Regions from separate parts of the Homo sapiens genome. Here region 1 is linked to region 2. The links are chromatin loops, found by intact Hi-C in ENCODE. Cell type or tissue: natural killer cell. All regions are shown on one strand.

Region 1 (8,000 bases), 170 kb after region 2:
TTACAGACGTGAGCCACCGCATCTTGCCTACTGTTATTTTTTGAAGAAAAAAAAATTTGTGTATAAGTAAACATCTGAAAATACTTTTTCCTTTATTCCACCCATAATAAATATGCACACACCAATTCCAGAAATGAAATTTTAAAATAATTTTGTAACTTTCTTTTATGCACTCAGTTTCATTCAGCAGTACAAGAGTACTAACAAAAGTACTTTTTTAATTAATTTTTCTCATATGAGAATGGAGAAAATAATATACCTAGAAGAAAATTAATAATTTTATATCTAACAAGTCTAGTTTTGTTATAAAACAAGGCCTCTTGACAACATATAACAGACAAGCGACCAGGCACGGTGGCTCACACCTGTAATCCCAGCATTTTAGGAGGCCAAGGCAGGCAGATCACATGAGGCCAGGAGCTTGAGACCAGCCTGGCCAACATGGCGAAAACTCATCTCTACTAAAATTAAAAAACTTAGCCGGGCATGGTGGCTCACACCTGTAATCCCAGCACTTTGGGAGGCTGAGGTGGGCGGGTCACGAAGTCAGGAGATTGAGACCATCCTGGCCAACATGGTGAAATGCCATCTCCACCAAAAATATTAAAAAAAATTAGCTGGGCGTGGTGGCACGTGTCTGTAGTCCCAGCTACTTGGGAGGCTGAGGCAGGAGAATCACTTGAACCCAGAAGATGGAGGTTGCAGTGCATCAGGATCGCACCACTACACTCCAGCCTGGGCGGCAGAGCAGATTGCGTCTCAAAAAATAAAAATAAAAATTAGCCAGGCATGGCGGTGCACGTCTGTAATCCCAGCTACTCAGGAGGCTGAGGCAAGAGAATTGCTTGAACCCGGGAGGTGGAGGATACAATGAGCTGAGGTCGCGCCACTGCCCTCCAGCCTGAGTGACAGACCAAGACTCTGTCTGAAAAAAACAAAAACAAAAACAAACAAAAACAGACAAGTAATATCAAACAAAAAAAAAATGGAAGCAATATGGTATGAAGTAGAAAAAAAGTTCCATTCTCCCAAAACAATGCATTTAAATTAGTTCTGAAATAACTTCTCCTAACTATCCATAATACGATGCTAAAGAAATTTGTGTTATTTGTTCTCATTTTGAACACCATTTTTGTGTGTGTTTGTTTTTTGAGAGGGAGTCTTGCGTGTCGCCCAGGCTGGAGTGCAACAGCACGATCTCGGCTCACTGCAGCCTCTGCCTCCCAGGTTCCAGCGATTCTCCTGCCTCAGCTTCCCCAGGTAGCTGGGATTACACGCACAACACCTTGCCCAGCTAATTTTTGTATTTTTAGTAGACACGGGGTTTCACCCTGTTGGCCAGGCTGGTCTCGAACTCCTGACCTCAGGTAATCCTCCCACCTCAGCCTCCCAAAGTGCTGGGGTTACAGGCATGAGCCACTGTACCCGGCCTGAACACATTTATTAATATATTCCCCATTCATAATTATGCTTTCAAATAAATTTTAAGGCCAGGCACAGTGGCTCACGCCTGTAATCCTAGCACTTTGGGAGGCCAAGGAGGGCAGATCACTTGAGGTCAGGGGTTCAAGACCAGCCTGGCCAACATGGTGAAACCCCGCCTCTACTAAAAATACAAAAATTAGCCCAGGCGTGGTGGCACATGCCTGTAATTCCAGCTACTCAGGAGGCTGAGGCAGGAGAATCCCTTGAACCCAGGAAGTGGAGGGTGCAGTGAGCTGAGATTGCACCACTGCACTCCAGCCTGGGTGACAGAGTGAGACTCCGTCACAAAAAATAAATAAATAAATTTTAAAACAAAAGTAGTATTAAATCTTGTCAAATCTTGTAAACAGGTATTACTATCTAGCTTCCGCCACATAATTTTTTTCTTAAATTAAAAAAAAAAAAAAATGTGTTGAACTGGGTGTGGTGGCATAAGCCTGTAGTCCCAGCTACTTAGAAGGCTGAGACAGGAAGATCACTTCAGCCTAGGAGTTTGAGGCTGCAGTGCACTATAATTTTGCCTGTGAATAGCCACTGCACTTCAGCCTGGGCAACATAGCAAGACTTCATCTCTTAAAAACAAAAGTGAACTCATGCTTTTAATTACCCTAGCATGCAACCTAATAATGCTATTAACCCAAACTAAAATACAACATCAAAACATTTCTCCATATCAAAACTGAACTCTACTATTCTATCGTTTAATTGAATCTCTAGATTCACTTTGGTGTAGAGAGACTATAATAGTGAATTTTTTTCTTGCAAAGTATTCTGACAGGTATAATGTGATCATCATTTACATGATCCAAGATTAGGCTGATAATAAAAAGGAATTAGTTCAAAACACCAGCCTTAGAATCCCTCAGTACGTGTTTCCTTTATAAAAGTAACTACATTATATTTGTAGTGGCCTATGAGGATTTTGATAATCTCTGCAGCTTAGATGCTGAATGAAATGCATTCAATGATTCAATAAATACTTATTGTGCTCTGATTATGTGCCAGGCATCCTACAGCTTGAGAAACAGAGATGAATAAGGCACACTGGGTTCCTGTTTTCTTGGTCTTCATATCACAATGGTTGGCAGGCAGACCACAAACAAGTAAAAAATAAAAATATTCAAGATCACTTCAGATGATAATAAGTGTTGTGAAAGAAATCCAAAGGGTGACATGCAGGGGAAAACTTTATAAGGCGTGATCAAGGACAGTATCTCTTGAGGGGGAGATGCAATCTGAAACTTTGGGTCAGAAAATTCCAGTTGGAGGAAATATCTAACATATATTGAATCATTTCCTTAGGTCAGTGGTCCCCAGCCTTTTTGGCACCAGAGCCCGGTTTCGTGGAAGACAATTTTTCCACAGACAGTGGGGGATGGAGATGGTTTTGGGATGAAACTGCTCCACCTCCGATCATCAGGCATTCGTTAGATTCTCAAAAGGAGTGTGAAATCTAGATCCCTCACATGCGCAGTTCACAATAGGGTTCAGGCTCCTATGAGAATCTAATGCCGCTGCTGATCTGACAGGAGGCGGAGCTCAGGCAGTAACGCTCCCTCACTCTCCGCTCACCTCCTGCTGTGCGGCCCAGTTCCTAGGAGGCCACAGACCATGCCCTGGGGTTTGTGGACCCCTGCCTTGGGTGATATCCCATTATTTTTGTACCCAGAAACCCCTAAGACACACTGTAAACCATGATCAAATATATTTCTACCCTTTGTCCATTGGCTTCAACTGTGGTCCTCTAGGTTTGATCCTAGAATAGATATGATGATCGTGTGCAAAGTGTTCAATATGCTGACTCACCTTCATTTGCACTCTAGCAACCTTGGCTAATGAAGAATCATTTGGGGAATATTAGATACCATTTTGACCCTTAATTTATCCTTCATTCTCAGGGACTTTGAATTAATTTTGAAAAACTAGTGTTGAAATGTAAGGTTAGGATCTCAAAATTCTTTGTTAGTCTACTAAAGAATCATTTTTTTCCGTCAATTAGCCTCTTAAATTCACATTAGCCAGACATGGTGGTGGACCCTGTGGTCCCAGCTACTTCAGAGGCTGAAGCAGGAGGATCACTTAAGCCCTTGAGGTTGAAATTACACTGAGCTATGATCGTACCACTCCACTTCAGCCTGGGCAACACAGCAAGACCCTGTCTCTAAAGAATAATAATAATAAATTAATAATTTAAAAAACATTATGTTGAAGTCTGGCCAGTTCAATGACTGGAAAAGCAACCATGATATCTTGTATTTATAGAGTCCTGTTTCCAAGTAACCATCCATGAAGCAGCTTAAGACTATCCACAGTAGCTTCCCACCCATGACAGCAGTGATTCTGCCCATAAACTAGCTGGTTTACCCAAGATTCCATCAGAGGCCCTCTAGCTCCCACAAAGATTTCATTAAAAGATATCAATAAAATCTAAACTATTTTATTTTTGGCAAAAGTCTTTTGGTAAAAGGCATTTTTGGTAAAATATCTATTTCATACTTTATTCTTGCTCTTCAAACTTCCAACATATTTGTTATTCTTCTAGCTGCTGAGAGTCTTATTGTTTTGCTGAGAAAATAAATAGAGGCAATCAGAAAAGAGCTTCCAAAGACTACATCAAAAAACATGTCCCCGTGAGCACCTAGAGGCCTCCCCATAATTTCTAAAAAAAAAAATCCTACAAGTTTATTTTTAGAGTCTGTTTGCCTCCAGTCTTAGGTCCATACATGTTAACCTTGATATACTCAATTGATCTAGACACAAGCCCAACCCTTACCCACGCTTCTACCAAAAAATAAAATAAAGTAAAATAAAAAATTAGTTGCATCAAGTACTTAGCCAGCTCAGTCATTTTAGCAAAGGCTTGTGCGGGAGGATGGAGAGGAAGAGTCACGTTGAGAAGATGTTCTCTGATTGGCTCCAATGCTCCTCCCCTCCCAGGCCCTCTGGACGCCCTTGCAAGTTACAGCCAAATTGCTCCCTTTGTCTCAGAAACATTCCGCCCACACCCTGGCCCCTCCTGGGATCTCTTCTACTTTAGAAGCTCTTATCAGGGTATTTTTCAGAGTAATTACATTTCCCTTTCTGAAGGAATTCTGGTGCCAACTGTTAATAAAATAACATTCCTCCTCCTTATTACATGGGATGCACCAATTTTTATCCTGGAGCAGCTTCCAGTGTTAGAATAGACAGCAGGAGATTTCATGTATTTTAGAGCTTAGTAAACTTAACTTTTACCAAAAATAAAATAGTTTAAAAACAAAATGGAGCCGCAGGGAGGAGTACTTAGAGGGGCGGAGCTAACAAGTGGTTTTCCACGTTTGCTCAAAGTGGGGGCTGTTGATGTGTGTGGTTTGTCACCGCAGGCTTCCAGAGCCAAGTTACATAAAAGAGCAGTCCCTTTCACTTTCTAAAGGATTGTATTTTGCTGCAAACTGTGACCATGCATAATGAGCTTTTGATACATTTCTTTTAAAGTGCATGGTATAACCATAGGGTTTTGCATTTTCGGGTCCTCCCCTCTTAATTGAAGGACTGGCACACACAAGATGACATCACAAATTCCTTAGTTTCATTAAAAACAGTGACTACTCTATCCACTTAAGTTATGAGAATTGCTTTTCTAAAGGAAATACATTTATCGGGAGCCACAGAAATTTTCTAAATATAGGGTAGCTTCCTGAAACAGTAGAAGCAAGTGCCTTCAGGACAGTTTATTTATATAATTTAATGGAATTTGATTCCTTTGAAATTGGCAAGTAAATATAAGTAAAGGGAAAGCTGTCTGTTATTTTTTATGGAAGTATTTCATGAAGATCTTAGGTTTCATATCATTACACATTCCTTGGCTCAGTTGATAATGGGCACGTAAACTACTTTATGCAATTGAAAGGGGTATACTTTTCACATAATTTGGGGGTGTGATTATTATTCAAATATATGTGCCTAATTATTACAAACACCCTTAGAATTAATTTATCTGGGCCAGTATTTTCATGATTAAATCCCTCCCCCAATCCTTTCTTGACCCCTGCTTGGTAATTAAATCACATTTTATTATAACAGTGCTTCTTAATAAGACAGTCAATTCTTGCAGTGTCCCTGCAATAAAATGCTCTTCCAGAGCACAGTCTGCACCATCTAGATGATTTCTACAGCCAGTACCAAAGGGCCATTTGTCCCAGGCAGGCATTGAATGACCGTACCCTTTTTAAAGCAGTTCTCCTTAGCAAATGCCCAGTTTATGAGGCCTTTCTACTAAGGGAGGAGACCACCCCTCATATTTTCTTATGCCCAATTTCTGCCTCCAAAGAAAGAAGAAGTAAAAACTAAAAGGCAGAAATGAAATCCACAGTCAGACAGCCCTGCGCCACACCCTGGGCCTGGTAGTTAAAGATTGACCCCTGACCTAATCGGTTATGTTATCTATAGATTACAGACATTGTGTAGAAAAGCACTGTGAAAATCCCTGTCCTGTTATGTTCCGTTCTAATTACCGGTGCATGCAGCCCCCAGTCACATACCCCCTGCTTGCTCAATCAATCACAACCCTCTCATGCAGACCCCCTTAGAGTTGTGAGTCCTTAAAAGGGACAGGAATTGCTCACTCGGGGAGCTCTGTTTTTGAGATGTGAGTCTTGCCGATGCTCCTGGCCAAATAAAGCCCTTCCTTCTTTAACTCGGTGACTGAGGGGTTTTGTCTGTGGCTCGTCCTGCTACATTTCTTGGTTCCCTGACTGGGAAGCGAGGTGATTAACAGAAGGTCAAGGCAACCCCTTAGGCGGCTTAGGCCTGCCCTGTGGAGCATCCCTGCAGGGGACCCCAGCCAGCTTGAGTGACGTGGATCCTGAGAGCGCTCCCAGGTAGGCAATTGCCCCAGTGGAACACCTAGTCAGAGTGGTGCATGGCAGGCCCCTGCAGAGGATCAACACAGTGGCTGAACACCAGGAAGGAACTGGCACTTGGTGTCCGGACATCTGAAACTTGGTAAGACTAGTCTTTGGAACTTGCACACTCCTTTGGAGTGGAAGCGTGGCCTGATAACCCACGGCATGCCTGTACCAGCACTTTGGTTTTTGTTTTTGACTTGACTTGGATTGCTTGATACTTTGGTTTTGGTTTTGACCTGGCTTGGATTGCTTGATACTCTGATTTTGGTTTTGATTCTGGTTTGGTGTAAACTGTAAAAGTGTGTGTGTACCCTTTTTACCCATTCTTTGTTTTGTGGTGTGCGTGTGGTGTGAACTTGGTGTTTTGCCTCAAGGAAGCATGGGTCAGGCACAAAGTAAGCCCACCCCACTAGGAACTATGTTGAAAAATTTCAAGAAAAGATTTAAGGGAGACTATGGAGTACTATGACACCAGGAAAACTTAAAACTTTGTGTAAGATAGACTAGCCAGCATTACAGGTGGGTTGGCCATCAGAAGGAAGCCTGGATAGGTCCCTTGTTTCAAAGGTATGGCACAAGGTAACCTGTAAGCCAGGGCACCCAGACCAGTTCCCGTACATAGACACTTGGTTACAGCTGGTTTTAGACCGCCCCGCCACAGTGGCTGAGAGAACAGCAGCATAAGCGGCTAGCAGAGGCAAGGAAAGACCAGCAAAGAGAGAGAGAGGAAGAGACAGAGAAACAAAGAGGGAGTCAAGAAAAGAGAGAAAGAGAGAGAGAGGCAGAGAGAGAGGAAGAGACAGAGGCAAAAGGAAAGTCAAAAAGAGAGAAAGAACAAAAGAAAGAGAAAGAAAGAGAAAGAAAGAAAGAAAGAAAGAAAAAGAAAGAAAGAAAGAAGAGAAAAGAAAGAAAGACAGAAAGACACAAGTAGTTAAGGAAAAAAAAGTGTACCCTATTCCTTTAAAAGCCAAGGTAAATTTAAAACCTATAATTGATAATTAAAGGTGTTTGCTGTAACCCTATAACACTCCAATACCACTTTGTTGTCAGTGTAAACCAGGGCATATCCTGAAAGCACTGAGGCCTTCCTATCAACAATCCTTAACCCAGTAACCCACAGATGGCCCAAATGCATTCAATCTGTAGCAGCAACTGCTTTGCTAACAGAAGAAAGTAAAAAAATAACTTTTAGAGGAACCTCATTGTAAGCACACCTCACCAGTTCAGAAGTATCCTAAAAAAAAAAAAAAAAAAAAAAAAAAAAAAAAGATGGTTTAACATTAACCACTGAAAATTGCCTTAACCCAGCAGGTTTCCTAACAGGGGATCTAAATCTTAATTACCATACAAAGGTCCAACCAGACCTAGGAGGAACTCCCTTCAGGATAGGACCATAGATGGTTCCTCCCAGGTAATTAAAGGAAAAAAAAAGCCATCTGTACCAATTCTAAGTTAATTTGGACTAAACAAGGTCTTATTAATAGCAAAGGATAATTGAAATCCCAAACTTACAAGGTTTTCAACAAAAGTAAAGTTTGCTAAAAGTTAACCATGTAACATGTATTATAGTAACTTCTAATCTTGTGGCGTTAGATAGTCTGGTCCACAGACATAAAGGAAGTTCACTTT
Region 2 (8,000 bases):
CTCATCTATAAAATGCAAATGATAATAATACCTACCTGATAATGTTGCTACGAGATTAAATGACATAATGCATACAAAATACTTACATGGTACTGTAAGTATACGTGGTAAGTAAGTATACACGGTACTGTATAGGGGCAAATGCCAAATAAATAGTAATAATGTTAGTAGTGGCAACAGCAATAATAGTAGAAGTGGCAGCAGCCACAGTAATATGTGGCTTGTAAACCTAAGGAGGCAATTTTTAAAATATGTAGCCTCCCAACTAGCAACTTTCAATAACTGCACCAATTTGCATGTGTATTCTGACATATTTTTAATCTTGTTTTTTTGTTTCTTAACCCATTCTTATTTAAACTCAGATGGCACATATTTTCCAAAGAGTTCCCTCCAGTCAGTGAAGAATATTCAGAGAGGCAGCTTCTGTACCAGTGGTTTAAAATTATTGTACCAATACATTAGAATTCATGAAGATGCTCTATTATCTAGACATGTCAAATTATATGTCTTGTTAATTCACAATAAAGATGTATCAAGCAAATGCCGATCATTTTCTAAAAACTGCTAAAACAGATTAAATCAGTCACTGACTAAAATAGATCTACTCAATCAATATATAATTATTGACCATAAATTTTGGGCTGTATGGTCTGGTCTCTGGGGTAACAACCAGAGATATACGGATGAACCAAACAGATATAGCAGACCAACAGGAAGTTCTTGGATTCTCGAAACTACTTCCAGCTAAGGGACACACACACACAAATACATAGGGCACCTCTGGAAGAACACTCAATACACTAGCAATAGTGATTGTCTCTGGGGAGCAATTATTTAATACTACTTTGAACTGTTCAAGTTACCTTATGCATGCGTTACCTTTTCAAAAAGTAAATAGAAGTTAAAAATTTAAACTTTTATATACAACAAAAAATGGAGTAGTTTCTTCAAACCTGCTATGCTGATTCACATCTATTTTAATGATGTGAAATATCTGTGCTTACCTCTTCACTTAGAAAATTAAATCATTCACTACAATATAATACTGTTATTGATCCCAGTCCATTAATTACTCCTAATTTCCCTTGTAAGCACATAATAACAGCTGTGCAACCCATCAGTCCACATGCCACGGTGATGGCCTGTTGAAATGCTTTGCTAAAGAATTTGGTCATGGAGGGGTTATCAGGATATTGTCATCTTTCTGGGTAACCATTTCCAAAGCTGGTGAGCAGAGTCTAAAGCCAACTCAGCATAGCCATCCAGCATCCTCCTCATCCATCAGCTGCATGTCTTCCCAAGGTGCTAAGCAATGACCTTCCTCCATGAACACTGAGGCTCATTTTCTTCTTTGAGGCTCATTGCTATGTTCTCAACTCCAGAGAGTAGTATGTCCTTCAGGTTTAAACTTGCCAAAAAAAAATCCATAAATCAATCAGCAAACATTTATAAATCATCTCCCACATTCAAGGTACTGTGATGGATGTTTCAGGGATGTCAAGAAATATAAAATGTGGTTTCTAAACTCTAAGAGTTTATTGTCTAGTTAGAGAACTAAAACACATAAAAATTCAAAACATGGAACCATACAAGTAGAATACTAAAAGTACCAAATTAAGAGGTTAAGGGGGAAGAGGCAATAATATTTATCAAATGGCTGTGCACTGTGCTAGGTGCTTCACATGTCCATTTCACTTAATCATCCTTCCAGTTCCACTTTGAATTCCATTTTATAGACTTGGAGGTGAAGAAAGTTGCCTAAAATCACACAGATGATCATGGCAGGGCTTGCGTTTAAATTAAAGTAAGCCTGATTCCAAGGCCCTGCTCTTCTGACTCAAGCTTTGTCTTCCCAATATATACCACGATCCCCGTAGAAAATAAGTGCTCTAAGGATTAATTGAAACAAGTTATCACTTTGAATGGTAGCATAAGGCATCATGAACAGGATGTGAAATTTGAGAAAAGCTTTTAAACAGGTTAAAAACCCAAGGATGAGTAGAATGTTATAAGGTAAAAGGAAGGAAGAAAAATCTATTTCCATCTGTAAGAAAGTGCCTGTACTACAGTGTAGAGATGGAAGAGCCCAAGCTGGTGAGACGACCATTCTGTGTTGTGCCTGATCTGGTTACCTGCTCATCTCAGTACAGGTATACAGCATGGTCCTGGAAGTGCAGAGGTGCTTTAGGGACCAGCCAACCCATGAATAAGTGGGCTCTTCTTGGGAGGCAGTATTCCTGCACATACAATAGGAAAGGCATGGGCCAAACATCTCCAAGCCTTATATCTTCTCAGGGATTCTTGGTGTATGTCAGTGGCCCATCATACAAGACCAACAATTTTACTTAATTATAGGTAATGAATATATTAAAATGAACATATAGATATTTTGGAGTAGAATCCAGCATTAACATGGATTTTGTTAGTACAAGGTATTAATGTAATGCCATGCTTGTAATGGGCCCCATGAGCTCTGGCCCAGACGGCTGGGATTCATAGTTTGTACTCCTCTCCCATTAGGGGTTTCTCAGGGTGAGGACTGAGAGGTGCTGATATGGAGGAGACACACATGTGGCATAGCACATGATATTGTGGAGGCAAAAAGAGAGGAAAAGAGGGTCTATAATGGCCCTCCAGATCTCCATGTTCTGATGTCTGTTGTCATCCATACTCTCGTGTTGTTTGTTTCTTGCCTTGACTAATGAATAAAGTTCTCATTAGGAACACTCCATGCGTTACTAGGTCCTCATAGTCATCTTCGGCTTTGCACTTTGTCTCATATCCCACATCTGATCCATCAGCAAATCCTGTTGTCTCTACCTTGTAAGTGTACCCAGAATCCAACAGCGTCCCCACCTGTACTGCCAACACCCCATCCCAATGTTCACTGTCACTCCCCTGCTTCATCGCCACCGTGGCCTCCCAGTTGGCATCCCTACCTCTGCCCTTGCCTGAGAGAGTCTACTCTCCACAGCAGCCGGGGTGCTCATGTGATAACATGCATCACATCATGAGGCTGCTCTGCTCCATGCCCCCAGGAACAGGCTATCCCCCTCAGAGTAAAAGCCCAGGACCTCCAAATCCCCTGCAAGGCCCCACCGGTCCTTTCCAACCACCCCATCTGTCCTCCCTTCTCTCACCATTACCCAGCCACATTGCCTGTTTACTGTTTCTGAGGAAGTCATCTATCTCCCTCCTCAGGGCTCTTGTACATTCTGTTTGTTTTCCCTGACACGCCCTTCCTCAGATATCCCTGTGGCATTACCCTTTCCATCTCTAGACCTTGGCTCAAGTGTCACTTTTTCAGGGAGACCTTCCCTAACCATCCCCAACATGCTCTGCTATCTGCTCTGCTATCAACATCTGACAATCCACTTATTAAACATGTTTATTGCCTGCTTCCCTCTACCAAAATGTCAGTTCCATGAGGGTGAGGATTGTTATTTCACTCATTCCCAGCTCCTTGAGCAATGCCTGATGCATCTTTGGCATGCAACAAATAATAGTCGAATAAATTCATCTACCTGGTAGTCCTTGGCTGGAAAAAGTTTTTGATTTTTTGTCTTTATAAAGCAAAGATGAAACTAAACTACCTGCCAAAAAGACAAAGAGAAATTGCATTTAAATAAAACTTAAAACAAGTTGCAGAATTTGCATAGTATAATCTCATTTTCAGTTTTTAAATTGTATGTGTGGGTATATATTATTGAACACTAACTGCATGCTAGCAGCTTGATAAACGGACTATACATGAGCTATGTACTATACTCATATAAATGTTCATAATTGCATAATAAAAGCACTGGAAAACACGTACCAAACTGTTAGCAAGTGGGAGTGAGGTTTGAGGGACTTGAGAGAAGACTAGCTTTTACTTTACACCATTCTTCATTAATTGAATGCTTTACAATGGAAATATTTTATAAATACAAAAAGAAAAACATCTGAAGAAACTCAATATCAGCGCCATTTCTACTGAAAATTTTTCATCTTGCAGTTTTAACTTCTCACAGAATCCTTTCCTTTGGACTTGAGGCCTCTGAACCTGTGCTAATTGCACTCTGTCAGGAATTCGTCCTTGGCGACCATAGAAAATATTACAGGTGTCTGTGCTACCCAGAAAGCAAAGGGTTGTGGTGCTTTCTTTTTTCCTTTGAGTTACATTGCGACTGGCACAGTTATGAAATGAGAAATGTTACACACAAGATTGCCACAATCCCCATTTTTGGCTTATCTTTATGTCCCATACATTCTTTTAAGATTTCTATCGCCTCAGTATTGTCGATTTCCACATCCACAGCCTAACAACGTGGTGCAATCGCCCTTTGCGACGCCGCAGACCAACAGACGGATGCTGCCCTGCTGCAGTTTCACAGCACACCGGGTCTTTCCGCTTCAGCTGGACAGAGGCCCAGCCAGGCCGTAGGGAGGATTCCGAAGGTCTCTCTGCAGAGGACCGGCCTCTCAGACCGAGAAGGCTCCACCCAGGCAGGAAAGGACACTGTATGTGGGGCAGTCGGCCTGGGCCCCATGGCTCGTGTTTGTTGCTGAATTGGGCAACGTGGGCTGCGGTTCACAGGGCAACAGAGACTTCACCACCTAACACATCGGGGCTGGTGCAGCTGAGGAGGGCTGCTTCTGCCTCTTGGTGACCACGCCCTTTCCCAGGCTGGGCCCACAGGAAGTCTGGCCGGGAAGGGAGGAGGCACTGCAAGCTGTGGGAACCACACCGGCTCCTTCACTGCTGACAAAGATCTACTCCACCCCCACCGAGAAACTAGCTCAGAACCAGCTTTCCTCCTCCTCCGCAGCCCTCATGCCCTGAATGGCTGACTTGGGGGATGTTTACACTCATTTTTTTCATACTTAAGGGGGTGTGGGTGCCAGATCAACTTGCTCACCACTCAGACCGCACACAAGAAGCCTTATGTTGAAACTTGTTCAACCTCCAGTAACCAAGTCATGCAAGTGGAGAAAACTAGATAGCATTGCACACACACATATACATACACAGGCATATATAGACACATATATATCCATATATATGTGTTTATGTGTGTGTGCAATTATCTTTATACATATATTTAAAAATTTTATATATATATATACACACACACATATATATATAATTTTAATGCTAATAATGCTTGCCAAATGCTTGGTTTCAGTTGACTGCTGGTGGAGTGTACAACCTTGGTACAACCTCTCTGAAAGGCAATTTGACAACAGATATCAAAAGCCTTAAAGGTTTTCATATCCACAGTAATTCCACTTCAAGAATTTAAAGAAACATAAAATGTATATACAAGGTTGTTCCTTCTAAGGTTACAGCTACAAGTATAGACTACTTTAAAGCCATTCAAAATAATCTTTTGGAAGGTTTTTAAGGGGATAAAAAAGTCACCATAATAAATGAAAAGCCCTACATTTATATAAAAATGGGCATAGTCTCACATAAAAATATGTGTGTGCATATGTATCTATGCATGTGAGTGTTTCTGTGTACATAGAGAGAAGGAGCACTTCCTTTCTCTTGAACTACCCTCTGCCCTTGGTTTCCAATCACTGCATTCTTTCCTAGTTTTCTTCCTAGTCCACTGGCTGCTCCTTTGTTCTCCCATATTGCATCCTTCTCCTCTTCCCAACCAATCCATATTAGAGGGCTCAACCTCTGTCCTCAGACCTCCTGGCCATCTACATGTCACTCCTGAGACCATCTCCCCTACATCCTCTCTATGCTGATAATCCGCCAGATAAAATCTCCCTGCCTGTCCTCTTCCCCTAAGCTCCCGACTAGAAATCCTCACTCAGGTGTGAAATTCTTACTTGGCCTTCTTATATCCAAAATGGAACTTTTGATTTCCATTGCTGTCTCCTCCCCCTCACACACACACACACACCTGCTTCCGTCTCATTGTTTCCCATCTCAGTAAATGGATCATCATTTCACAAGAGATGGGACTAGAAACCAGGGCATCATATGCTTGATGCCTTCCTTCTTCTCTCATACCTTACATCCAACCCATTAGTAGCAAGTCCTGTTGTCTCTATGTTCAAAATATGCACCAAATCCAGCCCCTCTCCTCATCAGCACTGCCCACTCCTCTGCCACCAGCATCTCTCCCCCAGACTTCTATGAGAGCCTCCCCGTTAGTCTCCCTGAATTCACACTGCCCGCCTACAATCTGTTCTCCATAAAGCAACTAATGATCCTTTTATAAAATAAATTACATCAGAAGGCATGAAACCTATAAACAAAATGTTAAAAGTTATCCAGGAATGATGAGATTATGGGCTGTTCTTATTTTATTCTGTCTGCTTCTCTACTATTTGTCACATTTCTAACAATAAACACATTTCACTTTTACCAGTAAGAAATCAAAATGTTGTTTTGAAAAAACAAAATTACAGGTTTCAGGTTGACAGGGTAGGAGTTTAGCTTCCATGAATCAGCCCTGACAAACCAATACCAAGCAAGCTACAGAGCAGTAATGAGTTCCCAACCTCCAAAGGCAGCAGCAAGAAGCAAGGAAGAATGTCCTAAACCAAGACAGCAAATACATGGCACTTGTGATGCCACTTCTGCCTCGTATACACATAACTGACATCACTAAATGACTGGCACCATTGCCAGCTGAGCCTGGATGCAGCCTCATATCCTTCTCAACACAGAGACAGCCACTATCATTCAATTAGGGTTGACACTTACATATTTACCATCTGTAATAAGCATTCTATCTCAGGATTGTGGAGTTAAATTTTTATGCTCCTTTATAAAAGAATATAATGCACTCAATATTTTCAAGTTACTTTTACATCTAAAATCTCATATACCTTCACAAAACCTCAGAAGGTAGGAAGAGCAGGTATTTTTTTAATTTTTATTTTTACTTTAAGATCTGGGGTACATGTGCAGGATGTGCAGGTTTGTTACATAGGTAAATGTGTACAATGGTGGTTGGCTGCACCTATCAACCCATTACCTAGGTATTAAGCCCAGCATGCATTAGCCATTTTTCCTAATAAGAGCAGATATTTTTACCCCCCTTTTAATAGAATTGAGGGCCACAACAGTTAAAGTCACACAGCAGAGCCCTGGTCTCCTCATGGCCACACTCCCCTGTGCTTTTCTGTGGTTCCCATAAACCTCTGCAGGCTCTGAAAGAGGTCAGAACCTCACATCCCAGCAGAGGTAAATGTAGGGGCCAAGGATAGCACCAAACCTGGACAGAGATGGGCCACAAGTGATGCATAGTCCGTTACTATTGACAACTTTGAAAATAAATAGTGAAGACACAGATGAAGGGACATTCACAAATTTCATAACAAAAGCCATCATCCTCTTCAGGGGCAGGACCTCTAGAAGCCAAACATGTTTGTTGGTCACCATAGCAACCATGAACTGCCTGCCACCCCTCCATTTGACCTATTCTGAAGTAGCTTTTTTTAAGGACTCCCAAGCCTGCAAAGAACAGATTGCTCAATTGGCTTTAGCATCTTTTCACCCTTTGCTGTTCCCTTCTCTGCGGTTGTACACAGGTTCAATGCCCAAGAAAAATGAAGTATCCACATGACCGCCATGAAGCAGAATTCAAATTTCCACTGCTGTCCCATCTGCCTGAAGTAAGCCGCTTACTCCATAAGCCACTAAGCAATTAATTGCTGTCAGAGATAGTTTGACCCCTGTCCTTGGCAAGCCAATTCATGAAACTCCTAGGGCAGGAAATAAGTGGAGAAAACTCATATTCCCAAAGGAATGGGTGTGGTGCTCTCAAACAGAAAAGACTGTCAGGAAGATTCCTTTCTGTAACATACAGGACCACGTGGCAACATCAGCAATTGGAGAAGTTTGTCTTCTCTTCAGTCCCTGCTTTGACTTCCTTCCCCTCACACATACACCTCACCCTCCCATTGATTGCTCCACCTGCTCCCCACCCCCCTAAGGCATTCTCTGCCTCCCCTCTTCAGATACCCCCAAAGGTTGGATCCTTTATATTATT

What was found. A loop is a pair of places that touch in the nucleus more often than their neighbours do. Peaks named below come from ENCODE experiments on the same cell type or tissue, not always from the same donor. Only the 100,000 strongest peaks of a DNase experiment are listed, where the experiment ranks them.
Region 1: a loop joins it to region 2, with 4 times the contacts of the local background. A loop is called at or near these places in 15 of 110 quality-filtered maps.

What each region holds. Positions count from the first base shown.
Region 1 is chr12:68,534,488-68,542,487 of GRCh38, forward strand. No RefSeq gene overlaps it. Among named protein-coding and RNA genes, the nearest start is that of RAP1B, 72 kb to the right of the region's middle. RefSeq lists an enhancer at 4,120-5,082. In natural killer cell, no CTCF peak of the experiment used is centred here; DNase peaks (open chromatin) are centred at 1,944 and 4,834; H3K4me3 peaks cover 480 bases; H3K27ac peaks cover 2,893 bases.
Region 2 is chr12:68,360,729-68,368,728 of GRCh38, forward strand. No RefSeq gene overlaps it. Among named protein-coding and RNA genes, the nearest start is that of MDM1, 32 kb to the left of the region's middle. RefSeq lists enhancers at 3,974-4,496, 4,310-4,569, 4,497-5,018. In natural killer cell, no CTCF peak of the experiment used is centred here; DNase peaks (open chromatin) are centred at 4,733 and 7,383; H3K4me3 peaks cover 849 bases; H3K27ac peaks cover 6,895 bases.